2 separate regions of the Mus musculus genome follow, and region 2 is linked to region 1. Evidence: chromatin loops called from intact Hi-C (ENCODE). Cell type or tissue: left cerebral cortex. All regions are shown on one strand. Links, peaks and the distances in the headings refer to the core of each region. The heading gives the core; the rest is flanking DNA.

Region 1 (10,463 bases), core at 3,564-8,563:
TGGGGTTAAATCACAATGAGGGAAATTATAGGGATATGCAGCCAAGCATCAGCTAGGGCAACGTTAATGTAGACATGGGAAAAGTAGCTCACCAGATCTGAGCAGTGCAGAGGGGTAGGGCCTGGGGAATGCCCTCAGATGGTCCATTTAGCTTGATGTGTTACAAGAGTTATGCAAGAGTCATTAGCAAGAGTTATCCATGCAGCTCTGCTTATCTCTTTAATGTGACTTAGAATATATAATTTATTTAAATATTGAGTTTAGAGGTCCTTCTTTCCCACCATAATTAGGAACTGTGTGTTCTCTTTCCAAGTTGCTTTTGTTAGGTATTTGATAGCACTGATTTAAAAAAAAAAAAAAAACAATAAATACAACATATAGCATACAGTATCTATCCAGACTTTATGGAAAGTTCTACTAAGTAGCTTCAAGCTCATTCCTTATTTTTTTTATCACACTTACTTATTTTGTGTATGTTTGCCTATGTGCATGCATGTGCCGTAGCACTCATGTGAAGATCAGAAGACAACTTATGCGAGTTGGGTCTTTTCTTCCACCTAGTGGGTCCCTGAGTTCAAAGTTAGGCCATCAGGCTTGGTGGCAAGTGCCTTAAACTGAAGAGCCAGCTTACTGACCCTAGAATATTGATTTTTCTTTTTTACAAAATTTTTATTAATGTTCATATAATTACTTAATATAAATATAAATGTCCTTATTTGAAACAATGGTGTATTTTTTTAAACTAGGTTTAACCATACATGTATAATCTAAGCTTTTGTCAAGGAGCCTTGGCTAGATCCATGTGCATTTGTTTTTGGGTTGGTTGGTTGGGGGAGGTTGGAGTGGAAGGGAAAGAATTATGACAGGGTCTCATGTAGCCCAGGCTCTCCAGGAACTTCCTATGTAGAAGAGGCTGGCCTTGAATTTCTGATCTTCATGCCTCTTGTTAGTTGGGAATACAGATATGGGCCACCTCACATGGTCCTGGATTTAATCCTTGAATCTGTTGAAGGAGAAGCCAAGGCTAGGATGCTGCTGACCCTGAAGCAGAAAACTTCTGGTGTGCTTAAGTTTTCATAAGAGCGGCTCTTTTAAAATAAGCCCTCTTATTTCCACGGAACTCTCTCTCTCTCTCTGAATACCTTGGATTAAAATGTCCTAGTTTAGGTTTGTGCTCGGATTCCTTTGTGACATCTGGGGAAAACCAAAAGCTTCTATTCACCTTTTTAGAAGTGAGATTTGAGAATCATATTCAAAGGTACCCACCTAAGCCTGTAGGCATTTAAGTCATAAGGCACCATGAGTCATTTTGTCGTGTTAGAACCTGTGCTTTCAAGCGATGCCTGACCTAGTTCCTGAATCACAGTAGGCATTCAGTAGATGTTTAGTGAATGACTGAGGCAGCACCTCAGGATCTAAGGACAGTCCATCTAAGAAAGCTTTGTCTTCTGAACAGTTCATTGCTATGCAGCTAGGAGAGTGAAAGGCAAGAAGATCTAATCTTAGCCCTGAGGCTGAGTATTGAAAAGCGATACCTTAGCCTTACAGATATTAAGGTTGTGTGGTAAGACCTGATGTTACATTAGGAAGCAAATATACAAATAGTCATTGCATTACCAACATACAATGGTAAGGTAGACCAGCTGTCTTATTCCAGTCTGGTCCTTTTCTTTCTGGTACCTCCTTTTCCCAGAAGTATGAAGAGTGTGTATTTGCTTCTAACAGTCTGAGTTTTACTGAAAATTCAGATGTATGCTGAACTGCTGGCAAAGGTATGGAGAACATAAACACACAACCTCAAATCCTCCACAACTCATCACAATAAGGTTCATTTTCTTTCTGTTTTTTCTTTAAGATGGGGTTTCTGTATGAAGCCCTCCCTGGCTGTCCTGGAACTCCAGGCTGGCCTCAAACTCCTCTTGCTTCTGCCTTCCCATGGCTGGGATTAAAGGTGTGCCCCACCATTGCCTGAAAAGGTTCATTTTCTTTAAGTTAAAATTTGGGGTTGATACAAGGAATTAGGGCAGGAAATAAGGAGTAAGGTTTTAAGAGTTTTGTCTGTGGGGGTCTTGATCATGTTTGTTTTTCTCAGCCAACTAAAGAAATAAAAGGCAGGAAAAAAAAATCTCAGACATAGCATGCAACAAGCTATTACAAGTGAAACACAGGCCACAAGTACAGAGAAAGACTCCCCACAGAGCAGAGGGGGCCATCAGGATCTGAAGTCTGTTTTTCCAGGGAAGGACTGGGAGTTTTAAGTGCTTTTGGTGGCCTGAGACAGGTCCCCTTCCCCTAATTTTGAGTTAGCCAGCTTCAGGTAAACATGTATTTACAGTGGTATGGGGCAGGGACTTTTCCCTTGCCCTGAGACTGGTTTGGTCTATTGAGACAAATAAAGGGGAGCTAACAGACCCACCGCTTCATGAATGTGTTCAGGACTGTCCTTGAACATATCTGACCAGTTCAAACTGGTGAGGGGGAAGGAGGCCCTGCTTGTCAGAAGAAAAGTCAGATTAAAATATATAAAGGCAGGTTTATTGCCAGGAGGAGGGAGAAAGGGAATGAGGACGAGAAAGAGAGAAAGAGTGAGGCCATGTGCAGAGAGGGTAGGGAGAGGGAGAGCATGAAAGAGATCAAAATGTCTGTCTTATATAGGGAAGAGCCTCTGGAGGAAGGGCAGCCCAGCCCCTGGGCTGGCAAGTTCAGGATTGGGGGCAGGGTATGCCTGGTAGGGACTGAAGAATGCTGGGAGGACCTGGAGGCCAGTCTGCTTTGACAAGTAAAGTTTACACCTCAGCCCCTTGTCCCATGGTCTAAAACCAAACACTGAGAAGATTCATAATAAATCTTACCAGAGTTATTAGGGGCAGAGCCTAGATCCTGGCAGCCCTAGTAACCTAGGTTCAGTCACTGGCTCTTCAATATGCCAATTAAAGCAATAGCAAAAGGCAGAGAAAGATTTCTTCAATGTGACCACATTAGGAAGAAGAACAAAGAAGAACAGTGACCCTCCAAGTCCCTCTTCATGGAGTTTAGGTTCAATCAGAGGGCCAGAAGCATGCATTGGCTAAGCCCTCTTGGTCTGGATTTCTGCCTCTGGCAGTGTAACCAGATGTCAACATTGTTGGAAATCTTCCTGGGGCGCCCCCCACCCCCCCAGACAAGGTCTTCCTCTGGCTGGCACCAGGCCTTTCCCAGCGTGAGATTCCCAGTGAAATTCTAATTTCCTAGGGACTAGTCTCAAGAGTCTGGTAACTGAAAGGAGGGGCCCACATTTCCCTTCAAATGTCTTCATTCCTGCCAAGCTGCTTGTGGTGGTCTGAATGAGAATGGCCCCCTATGCTCAAATATTTGAATGCTTAGTTACCAGGGAGTTACACTATTAGAAAGAATTCAAAGAGTTAGGAGGTGCTGCCTTGTTGGAGGAAGTGTGTCACTGGGGGTGGGGTTTAAGATTTTAAAAGCCCATGCCAGGCCCAGAGTCTCTTGGCCTAAATTCAGGATGTCTGTTTTCAGCTGTTCCTCTAGTATCTGCCTGTAGGCTGTCTTGCTTCTTGTCATGTTGATAATGGACTGAAGCTCTGAAACTGTGAGCCAGTCCCAGATAAAAGGTTTTTTCCTCTTAATTTATTTATTTATTATATGTAAGTACATTGTAGCTGTCTTTAGACACACCAGAAGAAGGCATCAGATCTCATTACAGATGGTTGTGAGCCACCATGTGGTTGCTGGGAATTGAACTCAGGACCTCTGGAAGAGCAGTCAGTGCTCTTAACTGCTGAGCCATCTCTCCATCCCTAGAAGCTTTTTCTTATAACACTTGCCTTCATCAGGTGGTCTCTTTAGAGCAATAGAATAGTGACTAAGATACTATATGATTTTCTTCTAGGATTTAGGTGAACTGGGCAATTGATGTTTTGAAGTTCAGATATTTTAATTTCTCCCTGAAATTAAAAATGTTCTCTCTACAACTTTTAAACTACGACTTATCTTTTTGGGTTTCCCTCCTCCTCCCTCTCCTCCTCTCCCTCCTCCTCTCCCTCCTCCTTCCTCTTCTCCCCCTCTTCTGTGCATGTGTATATGTGTATGAAGCCAGAATTGATAGTGCTTGACTCTGATCACTCTTCATCCTATTCATTAAGGCAACGTTTCTCCTTGACAGAGTTTGACAGTTAGTCAGCTTGTGTCCCTCACTCCCATGATCCATCTCTGCTTCTGAAGCTCCGGGTTTACAGGTGGCCACCAGCCTTGAATAACTACTGATGATCCAAACCCTGTTCTTCATGACTGCATGGCAAGCACTAACCACAGACCCATCTCTGCAGTCCCATCTTATTTTGAGACAGACTCTTACTATGTAGCTGGGCTCAGACTGGCCTCCAATCTGCAATACTCTTTATCCTGCTGGAATTACAGGCATGCACCAACATACTTGGTCTTTAAAGTATTGTATTTATTTATTGGATATGTTATGTGCATACACAATGCTGTGACTCACCTGGCCATTTATCTTGAACTGGATTTTTTGTCTGTTTGTTTTTGAGGTCCCAGCCTTTGCTGGCTGGAACTCATTATGTAAACCAGGCCAGGTAAATCTCTCATAAGTCTACCTCTGCCTCCTGAGTTCTGGATTCTTTATGCTAAGGTTCCTGGAGGTTCAGCTCCTTGAGCAGTACGTATCTGGGGGAATACTACTACACAAATGTGTAGGAGTGAGGTTACTACTGTAAATAAAAGGGCAGTTCAAAACAGCAGCCTTGTTAAGTGCTTCAAGATAGGATTAGCTTTACACATGGAGAGCCTGGAAGGGGATGGTTTTCATGGAGGGAGATGGAGTACGGAAAAGGGCAAGGAAGGAGTATTTATTTCACTTAAGCTTTATTAGTTAATCGTTGGAGTAGAATTAAGAGTCAAACCCAGTGCACAGAAGACATTTGGAAGTGTCAGACAGGTTGTCCTAGCTACTTTTTTTATTGATGTGATGAAACACCACGACCAAGGCAACTTATAAAAGACAGCATTTAATTTTTAGCTCAGGGTTCCAGAGGGTTAGTTCATGACGGTCTTGGCAGTGAATGTGCCAGCAGACAGGGAGGCCTGATGCTGGAGCAGTTGCTAACAGCTTACACGTGATCCACAAGCACCAGACATAAAACGAAGAAAAGGCTGGCTTGGGACTGGAGAGATGGCTCAGCGGTTAAGAACACTGACTGCTCTATTTGGAGGTCCTGAGTTCAAATCCTGACAACCACATGGTGGCTCACAACCATCCATAGTGAGATCTGATGCCCTCTTCTGGGGTGTCTGGCGACAGCTACAGTGTACTTACATATAATAAATAAATCTTACAAAAAAAAAAAAAAGCCAGAAAGGACTGGCTCTTGAAACCTCCAAGACCACCCTCAGTGACATCTCTTCCAACTTGTTCACACCTAATCCAGTGGTTCTCAACCTTCCTAATGCTGCGACTCTTTAATACAGTTGCTCATCTTTTGGTGGCCTCCTCACCCCCAGCCATAAAATTATTTTCGTTGCTACTTCAGACCAGTTGGTTACTGCTATGAATTGAAATTATATGATATGTTACCCTCCTAGGAGGTGTTGGGACCCATACGTTGAGAACTGCTATCCTTATCTTTTCCTGTCAGTCCAGTAACTGGGGACAAGCATTCAAATGCATGAGTATGGGGGCAATTCTCATTCAAACTACCACACCTGTCCACGCTATTTTGGGACATAACATAGCGTCACCCGAAGGTTCTGGGCCTACATTCTCCTTACAGTCATCTCCTAAACCATAAGAGCAGAGAAGGCGAGGGCCAGGAGCCTCCAGGCGTCAGTCTTAGATTCTGCCCGCCCCCGTGTTAGGCCCCGCCTCTAGGCCCCGCCCTACCCTCCTGGGCTGGCCCAGCCGACTCTTCTGCTCAGGCACCTGCCTAGCCGCCTCGCGAGGAGGGGTCCTGAGGCGGCTCCAGGGACGAGCAGTGATTGGCTGCAGCTGGCGGCTGGAGCTCCGTTCCAGCGGCGCTTGACAACCGCAGTCCGCGGAGCGGAGCGGTCGGAGGCGGGATCGGGGCGGACGCGAGCAGGACCGGCTGACGAGCTGATGGATTGACGTGCGGGCTGCTTAGCCCAGACCGCCGCCCTCGCGCTCGCGCCTTAGACTGGAATTGGCTGTCTCGGGGCTCTGGCCGCCGGCCTCTCCTCCGCGTTTTCCTCCACCGCTTCTGCCGGCTCCGCCCGGAGCTCTCAGGTGAGCGGATTCCAGGAGGCGGGGGCGGGCCGCCGTGCACCGTGGGTTGCCATGGTCACCCGTCGCCACCTGTCACTAGCCTGATGCGGCGCAGACCCCACAGCCCCTTGGGCGGCGTTCGCAGCCGGGAGGAGTGTCTTGGGTAGGCTTTGGTGGCGACTGCGAGAAGATGGGATGCGGGCGAGGCCCGGGTGTCTCGGGGACAGGACCTGGGACCCGCCAGGCAATCTATCCAGGCCGCCACTGCTGGACCACACCTTCCCCTACTTGCCAGTCTGATTCGGGCGGCTGGGCGATGCCCCTCGCCCTGGTATGGAGTATCCACCTCGCCGCTGCTGAGGGGCGCGAGGAGGGCTGACTGGGCTGCATCTGCCTCGCCCCTCTATTGGGCTGGGGCGAGACTGAGGGCTGCGCGCTGGTCCCTTTCCCTGCTCGCCTTGGCCGGCGAATGGGTAGGGAGTGGCGGGGTTGAGGGTTTGTGGGGGATCCGGGTTTGCCCTTTCTGACGCCAGGCCAGTGGCTGTTAGGAGCAGTCCTGTGGGGTCTGGGAGGGTGGGGACAGGGGCATCGACTGAATTTCGAACGTGATTTGTTCCCGGGGACGCCTGCGTAAGACACCGGAGGTTATGGAACTCAGAGGGTTAAGCTGCTTAGCTGTATTGGGGAGAAAAAGATTGGGGCTCTAGCTCTGGGACGACGCCTTTGGCAAAGGGGTAGGAACCAAGTAGGCAGCGGCAGTATTTGACCTGATGATTTCCCCCCTGTACATCCAGACATGCAGCTAGTAACTACGAAGGGTGTCGTCTGAGGGGAGCTTTTTTTTTTTTTTTTTTTTTTTGGCAACTTGGTTCTCACTGCATAATGAGAGGAGAAGTCTTTGTTCCACCCAGATTCATCGGTTGAAATCCTGACACTTAGTTTCCCCCCTTTGTTGTAGAGAGTTCATAGAATGCTATAAAAAGTTAATGGCACAGGAATTAACATACAGGTTTAAAAGGGCTGTAAATCTTTTTCACAGATAATACCACTTCTTTTTTTTGGGGGGGGGTCTCAAGTGTTGGCATATGTTATGTTAGCATTTTACTAGAAAGGAGAAACGCCTAGCAGTCGAATTTTCTTTATATGGCACATTCTGGAGGTCTTATTTAGGTGGGAGATATAACGAATCATTGTGCATTAAGGTTTGGAGGAGGGGGAGGAACATTGCTTCCAACAACAAAGTAACACGTAAATGGGAAAGACAAGGAAATAATCCATAACAGTATATGTAAGGCAAACAACCAGATCATGAACTTGAATTGGGCTGCCATTACTGAGTGTGTGTGTGTGTGTGTGTGTGTGTGAGAGAGAGAGAGAGAGAGAGAGAGAGAGAGATTTAACTTATTTCCCACCTTGCCACTTTTCTAGGTTTTTTTTTTTTTTTGTGAAAATCAGTAGTAGGAATGTATCATAAGAGAGCAAGAGTGCTAATCAGTGTTTGCAGTTACATAATTGTGCAGTTTCTTTCTGTTTGTCAAATAGTTTGTTATTGAATGGACACCGTATGACTTGTTTAGTATATGCTACAGTTTGAAAAGCAAATAAGAAATATGTCAAAATAAGAAAAATGTCCAATTTTCCTTGGTAGGTCAGTTGCCTGAAAATCAGATTGCCTGGATGGAAGCTTCTCTTTGCTTCTGTAATTACAGTCTTGGAAGAGATATTTATCCTACCATTGACCTTGTTTTCTTATTCTGTGAAATAGGGATAATGCCTGGTGTTGTTTTAGTCTGAGAGTGGACTGTGATGTTGAATAAATCAGTTCAGTTGCAAGTGCTTTGGAAAATATTAAGGAATCTGTTGACTACCTTTTACCAGAGGGGAACACTGAGAGGGAGTATTATCATTTTCTGTGTAATCTTTTTAACATTTCTAGATTCAAGACCTTTTTTATTACAGTGGCCTTAAAAGGCTTATGAGAAAAATGGAGGCGTTTCCTCATTCTCAGTAGAGGGTTTGCTTCAGTTGTGGTGATGTGGGGAAGGAGGGTTTTGCTTTTGTATATGAGTTAGTGATACTTTCTTGCAAATAAGGCTACTGCTAATAACTGAGGAGTTATATTTGGCACTAGATAATCCTCACTGCAGGTCACAGGTTCATGACTAATGCAAACATAACTTTATCCCCTCTGACCTAAGTTTTTCAAATTGAGGTATTGACACTAATTCAGGCTGGGTCTGTAGTTCAGTGGCTGAGTACTGTCTAGCTTGATTCCCAGAACAACAGAAATAAAGTTCTGTTGAATAAGCTTCAGTATTCAAGAAAAAGATCTGTAGGTGTGTAAATGACACATGAAATAGTCCTTAATTTCATTTGAAGAATTGGATAAATTCATACAAATCAAAGATGACACAAAGAGAAGGCAATATTAACATTAATTTCTAAGATAACATTTAGAGATTTCAAAATAGACTTCCTGTTGGACTTGACTGAAGCTAAGTGAATTCTAAGCTGTGTTTAGTTTTTTTCTGTCCTAAGTGCAAAAGTTTAAGAAGCTTTGTTTTAGGCATTCTTAATTAATGAATGGAAAATCCTCACATAGCACAGGAAAAACGGCCTTTTTCATTTTTACAGTTCCAATTTTAAAAAGGTTCACCGTTACTTAAATTCTAACTTCCCCTCTTGGTTTTATGTTTTTTTATTTGTATGCCCTGGACCTCTCCATAGAGCAGGCTGGCTTCCAACATACAACATCTGCCTGCCTCTGCCTCCCAAGGAGTGTTGGGACTAAAGGTGTGTGCCATCACTGTCCACCTTATTCCCTCTTGTTTGTTTATTTTTTAAGATTTATTTATTTTATTTTATTTTATGTATATGAGTATACTGTAACTGTACTGATGGTTGTGAGCCGTCATGCGGTTGCTGAGAATTTTATTCAGGACCTCTGTTCGCTCCAGCCCCGCTCGCTCCGGCCCTGCTCACTTTGGCCCTGCTCGCTCTGGCCCAAAGATTTATTTATTATTAAATGTAAGTACACTGTAGCTGTCTTCAGACACACCAGAAGAGGGCATCAGATCTCATTACGGATGGTTGTGAGCCACCATGTGTTTGCTGGGATTTGAACTCAGGATCTTCGGAAGAGTAGTCAGTGCTCTTAACCACTGAGCCATCTCTCCAGCCCTCCCTCTTGTTTTAAGCCCTGTAAAAAGTTAGAGTATTGTATTGGAAATGGTGAAGAATTTTAGTTTACATCAGTGGCTCTCAACCTATGCGTTTCTACCCATTTTGTTGAACTATCCCTTCACAGTGATGAATGTCAGATACCTTACATATCAGATATTTACATTATTATTCATAACAGTAGAAAAATTACAGTTACAAAGTAGCAATGAAAATAATTTTGTGATTGGGGGTCACCACAACATGAAGAACTGTATTAAGGGGTCCCAGCATTAGGAAGGTTGAGAAGCACTGGTTTAGATAGACTGATTAACTCATTTCATTCTGGGCTTGAACTTATTTTCTCTACGGGCAGATTTCACACCTCTGAGCATAAGTAATCACCTATAAAAGGATGATCACAGGGGCATGGGAACTATATAGATGATGGATGGAAGGATCCAGCTAGGACCCAATGTAAATGAATGTTAGTACCTTTTCACTTTTTCCTTGTAGAGTCAAAGACTAATAATCTGGAGCTGAAGAGATGGCTCCTTGGCTAAGAGCACTGGCTACTCTTCCAGAGGACCTGAGTTCAAGTCCCAACACTCATGTGGTGGCTTATAACTATCTGTGAATCTAGTCCAGGGGATCTAACATAACACCCTCTTCTTACTTCTGTATGCACCAGGCACCTAGGTGATGCACAGATATACAGGCAGGGAAAACACTCATACATATTATAAATAAAATACAAAATTTAGAAAGAAGAATAAATTTTTACACACATTTTTTAAAAAGAATTTATTTATTTATTTTCTATATATATATATATGACGAGTACACTGTAGCTGTTTTCAGAGACACCAGAAGGAGGCATCAGATCCCATTACAGATGGTTGTGAGCCACCATGTGGTTGCTTGGAATTGAACTCAGGACCTCTGGAAGAGCAGTCAGTGCTCTTAACCACTGAGCCATCTCTCCAACCCTTTACCCATATTTTTAACAGGAAACTTCACTGCTTCCTGAACTTCCTTGATATTTTATATTTAATTTTTTAGATACTTCTTC
Region 2 (10,463 bases), core at 1,926-6,925, 54 kb before region 1:
CCTTTATAAATAGTCCATGGCAGCAGTGCTATCACTAGGAGCAGCCTTAGTTTGATAAGAGGCCCTGGCATTGATACCCTACATAGGCTCCCGAGAAATCCATAGGAAAATCAAGAACTGAGAAGAGACAGTCTCCCTCGGACTAGATTTTCACCGTTTAAGAATTGGAAACCCCCAAACTTGCTGGATCAGCTCGTATTGCTTAATGAAGAACTTTGTAATACTGCACTCATTCTCTTCCTTATTATTTAGGAGTCAAGGGTGTTCAGAGGCTGTTTGCTCAGGAGAGTGTAAACAGAGCTTGCTGATGCCCCTGGCCAACGAGCATGCCTCCAAAGCTATTTCAACATGGCAAGGGGTGTGGGCCTAGCTAAAGAGGCTGAGCCAAGAAGTAGGGGTGAAGTAACTCTATTTTGTATTTGAGGTCCATTTTTATCTTTCCATCTTCAGGACAGGCATCCCTGGGGTTGTCGTTAGCAGAATGCCCATTCCACAGCTCCCCAAACTGTGGAGTGTTGAACACCTTTCCACTGCCTTCGACTCACTTACTCGTAAGCAAATGTTTGTGGTTTAAATAAGTCTAAAGACAGAATATGCACACAACATAGAATTCTTATGTTAATATTCTTCCCTCCCTCTTAACCAGAACGGTGTCCAAGGCCTTCAATTCAATGTCTTATATGTCACAGTGGACAAAGATCTAATGACAGGCGGCAGTTGTATGGTAGAATTCTTATCTTCTACAAAGGAAATGACAGTGTTTAACACTTAGGCAAGACAACTAGGCCACAGGCCACCAAGGCCAGTGAACCAAGGTCACTGGGAAGATCATCCTGTTCACGGTCATCTTTAAAATCTATCGTGAAGTGGCTCGGTAAAAATGTAGTTGGTTATGGTCACAGCCAGGGTATTATTGGGCCTAGCAAAAGTTCTAAAAGGCCCGCTGACTGGGGCCATTTTCCAGTGATTGCAGGGTTTTTATTTTTATTTTTTTCTGTGTGTTCATACTATGTATATGGATATGGGCACACACATCCCACAGTGTGCACATGAAGGTCAGAGGATGATTCTGTGAGGCCTGTCTCTCACTATGGAGCTTCGAATGACCTTGGATTTCTGGTCCTGCTGCCCCCACCTCCCAAGTGCTAAGATTACAGACAAAGGCCACTCTATCTGGTTTACTCAGTACTGAGGAATCAAACCCAGGGCTTCATGCATGCGAAGGGAGCACTTTGTTAACTCTGCAAAATGTGGGAGGTTTGAAAACAAAAGTCTAGCACTGCAGGAGGAAAGCCAAGGGTCAAATGTAGTTGAGGTGCTGAGGGGTTCAAATAGTCCTTGTAGCTAGGTCCCAGCCATGGGGTCACTTCATTTTTAATTTTTTTAAAATTTTGTGTATATGAATGCTTGCCTGTGTGCATGAATGTGTACTGCACGCCTGCAGTGCCCTCAGAGACCAAGAGAGAGCGTCAAATCCCCTGAAACTGGAATTACAGATGGCTGTGAGCTGTCATATGCCTTCTGAGAACTGAGTTCAGATTTTCTACAAAGGCAGCAAGTTCTCTTCACCCCTGAGCCAGAGCCATTTTTTCCTCCCTTTGTGGAACATGCTATGTCCTAGAACCCGATTTGTAGATTAAGCTGGCCTCAAACTCACAAAGACCCACCTGCCTCTGCCTCCTAAGTGCTGGCGATTAAAGGGATGCAACACCAAGTCCAGTACCTATGGGCCACTCAAATATTAATGAATCCCACTTGCTTCTTTTGTGATTTGCTATGTTGTAGATAGGCTAGTGGTTAGGACCCTCCATAATTGTATTTATGGGACTGCACTGGCATTGTTAATTAACACTGGTGACTTAAAGGACTATTTTAACCCCTCAAAACCTTAGCTAGGTTTGATATTTAGCATCTCCCCTACAGTGCTAGACTTTTGACATGTTTTCAAATCTCTCACATTCTGCATAAATTTTATTCTGCCTTCCCCAATATACTTTTTGTAAATATTTCAATGTTGTCTCTACCATATGTTTTTAAGTCACTTACAGCACAAACCAAATATCGTTATTTCACTAATACCAAAACTATTTAACTTTGGTATTCCTATTGTCTTGTCATATGTCCCCCCAAAAACCAATTTTCAAAATCATTTTTGTTGTTGTGGTTGTTAGAAGACATTCACTACCTCTTTTGTGAATTATGTTGTTAACATTTTAGAGACACCTTGAAAAGGACTTGTGGCATATGCTAACATAAGTTCAAAGGAAAGAGTGGGGGGGGATATGTTGTAGAATTCAAAATCTAGAGAAGGTGGGACATGTGCTAAACACTAACCAAAGTGTGCAAGGGAACAGGCAAAGCGTTCCAGGAGGGCCTCAGCCAGCAGCTGCGAGCAACTGGATGTTAACACAGAGGGCACTTACTAGGTAGGATCCTACGGCTGGTCTCCCGAGCTTCCCACCCTCAGACCCAAGGGCTTCTGACCCCAGTCTACTACCAGTCCTTAACTTTACTTTTATCCCAGTTCCCTCCTTTCCTCTTTCTGTTTGGTCTCTCGATGTTTCCAATCACTCTCTAGGTAATTTCACCCATCTGGGAAGCAGCTACTGTCTTCTTTCTCTTTCTTTCTGAGAACTGTCACTCTTTCGGACCTTACTCCCTGAGCCAGAGCTGCTGAGAGCTCCTGAGGGTGATCTATTTTAGGAGTCCTCCGATGGGCTGGCCTCCCCCATGACGACACCAGCCTGCTTCCCTCGCTCCAGCTCCTACTCATCCCTAGAAAAAAATTGAACTCTATGGCCCCTGAAACTGTGACTGGATCTCCAAGGTCTCTATCTGGATCTAGGCTTTTTAGCTCTTTTTTTTTTTTTTTTTTTTTTTTCCCAAAGTGAGATCAGGTCAAGGGGGTGGAGTGGACAGTACCTCTTTGCAGGCGTGAAGCTCGGGTCCGGTTCCCAGGGTCACCTGGAAGGTGGTCCCAGCCCAAAGCAACAGCCACAGAAGCCGGGGTGTGCGCCTTTCAGTTTTTCCTCCGTCTCTGGCAGAAGGATGGGGGTTGTGACCAGGCTCTGCCATAGCGCTGTCCTGAGCCAGCGGCAGTAGCGGCTCAGGTGCTGCGGTGGCTGCTTATGCTGGCAGAGGAGGAAAAAAAAAAAAAAAAAAAAAAAGAGGAGGGAGGTACACAGGGGGAGGATGCAAGGGGCTGGACTCGCTTCAGTCACCTCCCTGCGGCTACGCCAAGGCAGCCCATCCTTCTTCCTCCCTCGGTCCTCTCCTCCTCCTATCCATGTCGCCTTGACAACCGCATCCTCTTCGCTCAGCGCGGGTGGGGCAGGGACCACGCGCGCCTGTGCGGCTCACCTGCCGGTCTCCATGGCAGCCGCCACCGCTGGCGCGCGGCGTGGGAGTGCACGAGCCAGGGTTTGCAACTAACCGAACAGGCTTACGTAAAGCACGCAGTAGAGAAACCCTCCAAAACATCTGCAGCAGCTCATTTCGCACCTATTACTCTTCCGGGCAGGGGGCTATTTCTAAGCATATCTTATTTTGTAAACATGGCATGTAAAACGATTAGGGGAAGACAGGCGTCTTCGTTATCTTCCAGGGATGGTCTCCTAGAGTGGCCCCAGCACTAACTGCAAAAACTAGTTCCATCCTTCCTCCCCACCAAATCCATCCACGTTTTTACAGCCGTCTCAGTGAGCAACCATGACGTCTGCATAGTTAAACAGCAAGGAGTGTGACCTAATCGACAGTTTTGCAAGTAGGACACGTGAGATCTTTGAGATATATATATATATATATATATATATATATATATATATATATATATATATATATATATATATATATTGACATTCTCTTACTCTCGTTGATTTGAAAATGGGGAAGCTCTCTTTTAGGTGAAAGCGAGAAGGAAACATTTGGGTCATCTTTTAGTGTTTCTTTCGTCAGCTTTCGCAGAAATCCCATGCCTTGGGAAGCCAGCGTTTTCCAACAGAGGCTCCAGAGTGCGTATCCAGGTCGCCTTCCCTCCATTCACAGCAGCCTCCTCTCAAGGAGCCTTCTTAGTTGAACCGCCAGGTGGCGCATCAGAATACATCTGTCATAACTGGAGGGATAGCTGCCTAGCAACTAAAAATTGGGCGTTCCAAACAATTGGGACCCGGGATCCTCTGCGAACCAGGTCGTGCTGAGGCTGCACTAGTCTCCAGGGAGTAAGCGTGCGTCTCTGGGCCTTTAAACATGCTTCAGCCTCAGGAAACTTTCTCGAACCCTGCCTTACGCGACGAAGACAAACATTTGGGAAATCTGTGGGCTTCTAAGGTACATTGAGGTTTCCTCAGCAAATTCCCAGTGGGGCCTGCAGGAAATTCTTGGTAACCTAACTCTGATGAGATCACCAAGTATCAAAGAAATCTGTTTTCTGCCTGTCTCCTAGGTCCGCTATTTGCGTCTGATAACGTTTTGGAAGTGGTTTTGAGCAGAGGGAAGGGAACTGAGCTCTAATGTAGAACAAGGTCTGTCAAAGCAGTGATGGGGAATATAAATGATGGGGAAATATAATAATAGTCAGGGTTCCACCAAGCTACCCTTTTGTCTTGGCTTGGCATGTGTACTCCAAAGACAGATGAGAGGTAGAATGGAAGAAAATCTCTGAAAGACACCAGGTCATACTTCAAGCAAGTCTTCATGGTACCTCTGGCCTCTGGCTGATGCAAGAACACATTTGTATACGTGTGTGTGTTTAGTTATGTTCAGTGGAAATATACACCATCTTTTTCCTAGTCTGAGTATTTGGGATATTTGAAGAGATGCACAATAAAGCGAATTAAGTGGTAATTTGAGCTTGATAACAACACCAAAGAATTTCCTTTTCTTCAATATTTGCGGCTTATGTGCCAGGCATGCTGGGAAACACTGAGAAAACATAGCCTCAATTTAGATATAGTTACTGTCCGGTTAGCTTAGTAAGGAAGACAGGCCAGCCCCTGCATCAGTCACTTAGTGGGTAGCACAACTGATCCTCATATTTGGTGGGTGAAGGGGACGACCAGGAACTCTCAGCCTGCCTGAGCTATGAGAATCTGTTTACAAACAAACAACCAAACCCACAGACATAACAAAAACCAAAATGCACTTCCCTCAGAGGCACATGCACTGTGGTGGAGTCATAGGTAGAGTGCCCAAGAATAGGGGCATAAAGGAGGGGTTTCTAAAAGAAAGTGAGTGACATCTGTTGAGTTACCTGAGACACGTGAAAAAGGTGTGCGTGTGTGTGTTTGTGTGTGTGAAGTTAGAAAGAAGGAAAGAAATATCAGCTACTGGGGATAGGAAGCAGTAGGTGCAGATACATTCGAAGGAGAGACAGAGCATCCTGGAGAACTGCTAACTCCAGAAAAGTCGAATGTCAGTGCGAAACAGCGACACTCAGACTGGTGCTAGAGACGACCTCGGTGGCTGAATGCTGTGAGCATTGTGTTAGTGGGCTAGGAGCCATCACAGAGCTGTTGGGAATCACGAGACTTCAAGTACTAGAGTGTCACAGAGTGTTAGAAATCACACACAGCTGTGACATGTCTTTCAGTAAATGTGTGTTCAGTGTATAAGTATAAGCCAAATCGAGGGCCTACAGGCTTGACTACATAGCAAGGTCGAGACTAGTCTAAATTATATGAGACACTGTCTCAAAAACCAAAACTGGTGGCCTATGTGGATAAACTTGATCAAGAGAGGATGCTGTTAACATTTATGGGATTGGTCTTACGAGTATCATATGCTCAGCTCCATTGAGTTAATTGTAAATAAGTCACTGCTGCTAGACACGTACTTTGATTATATCCTTGACAACTATGAATAGCTGCATGTAGCTGCAGTGAAAGAGAAATTAGAGTCTCAAGATAGCTTGCTGTGGAAGTCCTGGATACCCAAAGGAATTGAGTTAGCAGAAGGATGCCTACACATGTAGGTATTTACTATGGCTCTGATAATCACAGTCCCCAATTTAAAAAAAAATAGCCTAGGTATCTGCCCACATGAATGGCTATATGTGAGAGACATAAACAACCAAGTATCATTTAGTCATAAAGGACAGTTATATTTTCCAGGAGTTGGATGCAACATAATAAGACAGATGAGGCAGATTCAGAAAGGCAGATGTGGCATATGTAAAATCTACTCTTATATTTAAGGATGTGAGACAGTATCTAAGGGGTTGAACTTGCCTAGCCTGAGTTTGACCCCTAACAAAGCAAGTGGGAATGAGACATGAACGTAGAAAGGGGACTAATTGGAAGAGGAATGAGAGAGGATAACAGGGTTGGGGGGCGGGGAAATATGGTCGGAGTTCTCTGTGCTATCACGATGAAGCCTGTTTTGTATAGTTAGTGTGTGCTAATATTAAAAGATTACATTTGTCAATGTTCAGAGACTCCTATTACAGAATTGGTGACCAATAAATAGAGGCTCTTCTGGCTTGAAAAAGAAAAGGGAAGAAATCACATGGAGCAGTGGACTGGCTAGGCTGGGAGCGAGACAGAAGGGCACCTGCTGGGAGGCAAGTGCAGTGGTCATTGGGAAGCAGGTGCAGTAGTCAACCGGTGGGCAGGTGATGAACAGAAGAGTAACCGACATCAGTGACAGGTGATAAGATGCGAGTTTGAGAAGGATGCAAAGGACCAGGCAGTGGGATTTGATGCCTGACTCCACATGGGTATAAGGAAATGGATAAATACAAGATAGACTCCTGGATTTCCGGGGGTTCAATTAACACCATTACTGAAATGGAGCATCTTAAGGAAGCAGGTTTGAACAGAAAGATGTTGACATCAATTATGTAGGTGCTTGTGTGGTGCCTCTGAAATCTTTAAATGATTGTGTGTTATGCAGGCTTGAGAAGGTAGGGTTGAAAATGTATGTCTAGGAGCTACACGGCTTATGTGCTGTTTAAAAGTGTAGTAGAAAAGCCGCCTGCCCTGTGAATATAAGAGTAAGACATGAGGGACTGGAGAGATAGATGGCTTAGTGGTTAAGAGCATTGACTGGTCTTTCAGAGGTCTTGAGTTCAATTCCCAGCACCCACTTGGTAGCTCATAAGTGTCTGTAACTCCTGGCTCTGACGTCCTCACACAGACATGCATGCACCAATGCACATAAAATAAAAATAGTTAAAAAAAATAAAACAAACAAAAAGATACTCTCTTGAGAAGCCTGAGCAGAGAAGGAAAGTGTAACAGCCAGAGACCGGAGTTAAACCGGATGGAGTTGGCCTACAGGATGGAGAAGTATTGGTGGGGTTTCAGAGTTACGGTGCCAGAAGTGTCTCAGGAACCAAAAAAAAAAAAAAAAAAAAAAGAAAAAGAAAAAGAAAAAGAAAAAGAAAAAAAAAAGATGAGGGCTGGAAAGATCCTTCTAGAAGCCACAGAGGTCATAGGTCAATAACCAGTTTCAATGGACACTGGAGGAGAGGCAAGAACATAAAGGGTTGGAGACAGGAATGGGGAGGAAGGGGAGTTAGTAATTGTTGACCCTTGAAGAAGGGTGTTTCTGTGGAGAAGGTGACAGGGTGGTAGATACAGCACCATAGGTCAGATGGTACAGAGGGTGGGGTCAGAGGAGGGGGTGGGGAACAGTACATATGGAAAGGACTGGGAAGGGCTGGGTCTAGAGAAACTTCCTCCTGAGTAAAGAGACTTCTCCTCTTGATCAAAGGAGAGAGAGTCTGCAGATTGGCATCAGTGTTGATAGTTGGATTTTTTTTCTGTTTGTTTTTGTTTGTTTGTTTTGGACAGGGTTTCTCTGTGTAGCCCCGACAGACCTAGAACTTGTCTGTAGACCAGGCTATCCTCAAACTCACAGAGATCCACCTGCTTCTGCCTCCTCTCATTTATACTTATATTCAGCCTTTCATTTTTATTGTTGTTGTTTGGTTCTGATTTTGAGGACAGGGTTTCTCTATGTAGCCCTGGTTGTCCTGGAACTTGCTATGTAGACCAGGGTGCCTTCTAATTCAGAGATCTGCCTGCCTCTGCCTCTGCCTCTGCCTCTGCCTCTGCCTCTGCCTCTGCCTCTGCCTCTGCCTCTGCCTCTGCCTCTGCCTCTGCCTCTGCCTCTGCCTCTGCCTCTGCCTCTGCCTCTGCCTCTGCCTCCTCTGCCTCTGTCTGCCAAAGGCATGCACCACCACCACCTGGCCTTAGTGAAAGGCCATCTCCTTGTGCCAATAGAGAAGATGTTGAGCCCTGTATAGCTTTTGTAGAGTGTGGCAGAGCCACTTGGAGACACAGCAGAGCAAAGGCAGTAGCTGAATCTGTATTTGCATCACGTATACATATTTTACATTCTTGTCTGATCCTGCTGTTCAACTAAGATTTATCTGAGTTAATCATACAGCAGTTTGCTATGTGATGGGAGAGGAGGCTAGATAGTAGGCTATTGGTAGAGTTCGGCCACTGGTTTGATCAGGCCCTAGTTTTTAAGTACCTGTGTTAGGTCATTGTCCTTGCTACTGAGGACACATGCAGTGGTGAAAATATTCATTTTCTATATACAAGAAAAATCAAATTTTTTCTCACAATGTCTGTGGTGTTTATAGAACTGAGTGTCTGATGACTTCTTTTATGATGTTCCTTTCCTCCGTGAGTTATTCTTCCTTGAATAATCTTTTTCTCACCTAGACAACACACATTCTTTGTTCCCCTTCGCCTCTCATGGGACTCTTCCTGCCCTAGTGAAAATAGAGCCTTTTAGTTGAGTTCCTCTTCTGCACACCTCAACTACTACTGCATGTGGACAACTTGCTTTATCTTATTTGTTTCCAGTGCTCCAGCAAGCCATACACTTCCGGTTTTCTGTTCATTAGAAATCCAAACTTGGGACTTATAAACATGACCATATCATCGTCATGCCCGGCTCCCTGAGCCCCCTTCTTTATTTCCAGGTTCCCGACCCACCGGTTTCTTGTTTCCAAGGCCCACTTCAATGATTTCTCACTCAGAGAGCTCAGGGAGTCGTCGCCCCTGCTACTGTGCCTCTCCATACAACGGGATGAAGCACATGAGCCATACTGCGTCAGCAAGGTGTCTGGGAACTAGGTCCTGTGTGTGGTTTCTCTTGCAGAAATCGCTGTATAAGAACCCAGCTCACCTTGCGCAACAGCAGGATCCCTGGAGTCGGCTCAGCTCAACCCCCACAGCCACGTCCAGAAGTCGAGACACCTTTTTTGATTCTAAGGTACTCAGCATTGAAATACAAAATACTACTTCTTTTTGCATCTACTTAGGCCTCAATAAATTTATTTTCTTTCTTTCTTTCTTTTTTTTTTTAAGATAGAGTCTTGCTACATGGCCAAAGCTGACCTCAAACTTAGTATTTAGCCCAGACTGGCCTGGACTCTCAATCCTTCCTGTCTTAGCCTCTTAAATCCTGAGATTGCGATTGCAGGCATATGCCAGCACACCTGGCATTCATATCCTTTTCTAAAGATAGTCTGAAGTGCCTCAGCATCTCTCCATTCATTCCCAATTCAAGATCTTACCATCCAAAACCAACCTATTAAGTCACAAGGCTTGGTCCAAGTCATTTTTATCAAATTTCTTCTCACATAGTGTATCAAATCAAAGGCTGCTCCAGGCTGTTGTGATGCACACTTTTAATCCCAGCACTTGGGGGGCAGAGGCAGACAGATCTCCAAATTAGAAGCCAGCCTGGTCTACAGCGCAAGCTCCAGGACAGCCAGGGCTACACAGAGAAACCCTGTCTCAAAAACCAAAGACAAACCAACAACAACAACAAAAACCTTCCAAGGCTGAATATAACTGTAAATGAGGTAGGGTTTGTTAAACCCAAATCAAAGACAATTTTCCCATGTCACCAGAAACAGCCTTAACCAAAAGAGACCCTTCCTATTGACAAGAAGTCTCATCACACACAATGCAGTGTTGAGAGCTGGTGGGCTTCTGGGGGATAGGAGAGCTGAGTCCGATCTGAATACAACAGCTGGATGCAATCTGGCAAGAGGCAAGGCACAGAGCAGCAAAGTTAACTCCGGGAGGACTGATTCCTCTCTAGATACCAAAGGATGACCTGGACTTCCGCTTAGCAACCTTGTATAACCACCACACTGGGGCATTCAAGAACAAAACTGAGATATTGTTACACCAGGAGACCATTGAGGATATCCAGGGGTAAGTGATGAAATCAGAGCCCCTCCACCCTGAGGATGTGCGGCATCAATTACATAAGGTAAAAGGACACCTGGTGCTGTGAACAAGTCCATAGCTGTTTGTTTGTTTTGAGGGGTTTTGTTTTTGTTTTATCTGCAGCATAGTTTTTTTTGTTTTTTGTTTTGTTTGGTTGTTTGTTTGTTTGTCTTGTCTTTGTTTTACCTGTGCTGGGGAGCGAGCCTGGGGTTTCATGCATGCTAAGCAAGTGCTGTACCACGGAGCTACATCCTCAGCTCTCATTTC

Evidence for each region. Peaks named below come from ENCODE experiments on the same cell type or tissue, not always from the same donor. Only the 100,000 strongest peaks of a DNase experiment are listed, where the experiment ranks them.
Region 2: it touches region 1 in a loop (9-fold over the local background); 1 of 42 quality-filtered maps calls a loop at or near these places.

The regions. Positions count from the first base shown.
Region 1 is chr3:108,585,345-108,595,807 of GRCm38, forward strand. It overlaps Wdr47 (WD repeat domain 47), which reads left to right and starts at 5,934. Exons shown (of 15, transcript NM_181400.3): 1 at 5,934-6,253. In left cerebral cortex, for the core only: CTCF peaks have their summits at 5,846 and 6,049; DNase peaks (open chromatin) are centred at 5,216, 5,967 and 6,875; H3K4me3 peaks cover 2,445 bases; H3K27ac peaks cover 1,633 bases.
Region 2 is chr3:108,533,374-108,543,836 of GRCm38, forward strand. Elapor1 (endosome-lysosome associated apoptosis and autophagy regulator 1) reads right to left here and starts at 3,168. Exons shown (of 22, transcript NM_001346518.1): 1 at 2,923-3,168. The coding sequence starts at 3,075. It overlaps 1700013F07Rik (RIKEN cDNA 1700013F07 gene), which reads left to right and starts at 4,211. Exons shown (of 5, transcript NM_029314.1): 1 at 4,211-4,326; 2 at 9,115-9,228; 3 at 10,066-10,181. The coding sequence starts at 4,246. In left cerebral cortex, for the core only: a CTCF peak has its summit at 4,079; DNase peaks (open chromatin) are centred at 2,743, 3,328, 3,651 and 4,085; H3K4me3 peaks cover 2,445 bases; H3K27ac peaks cover 2,018 bases.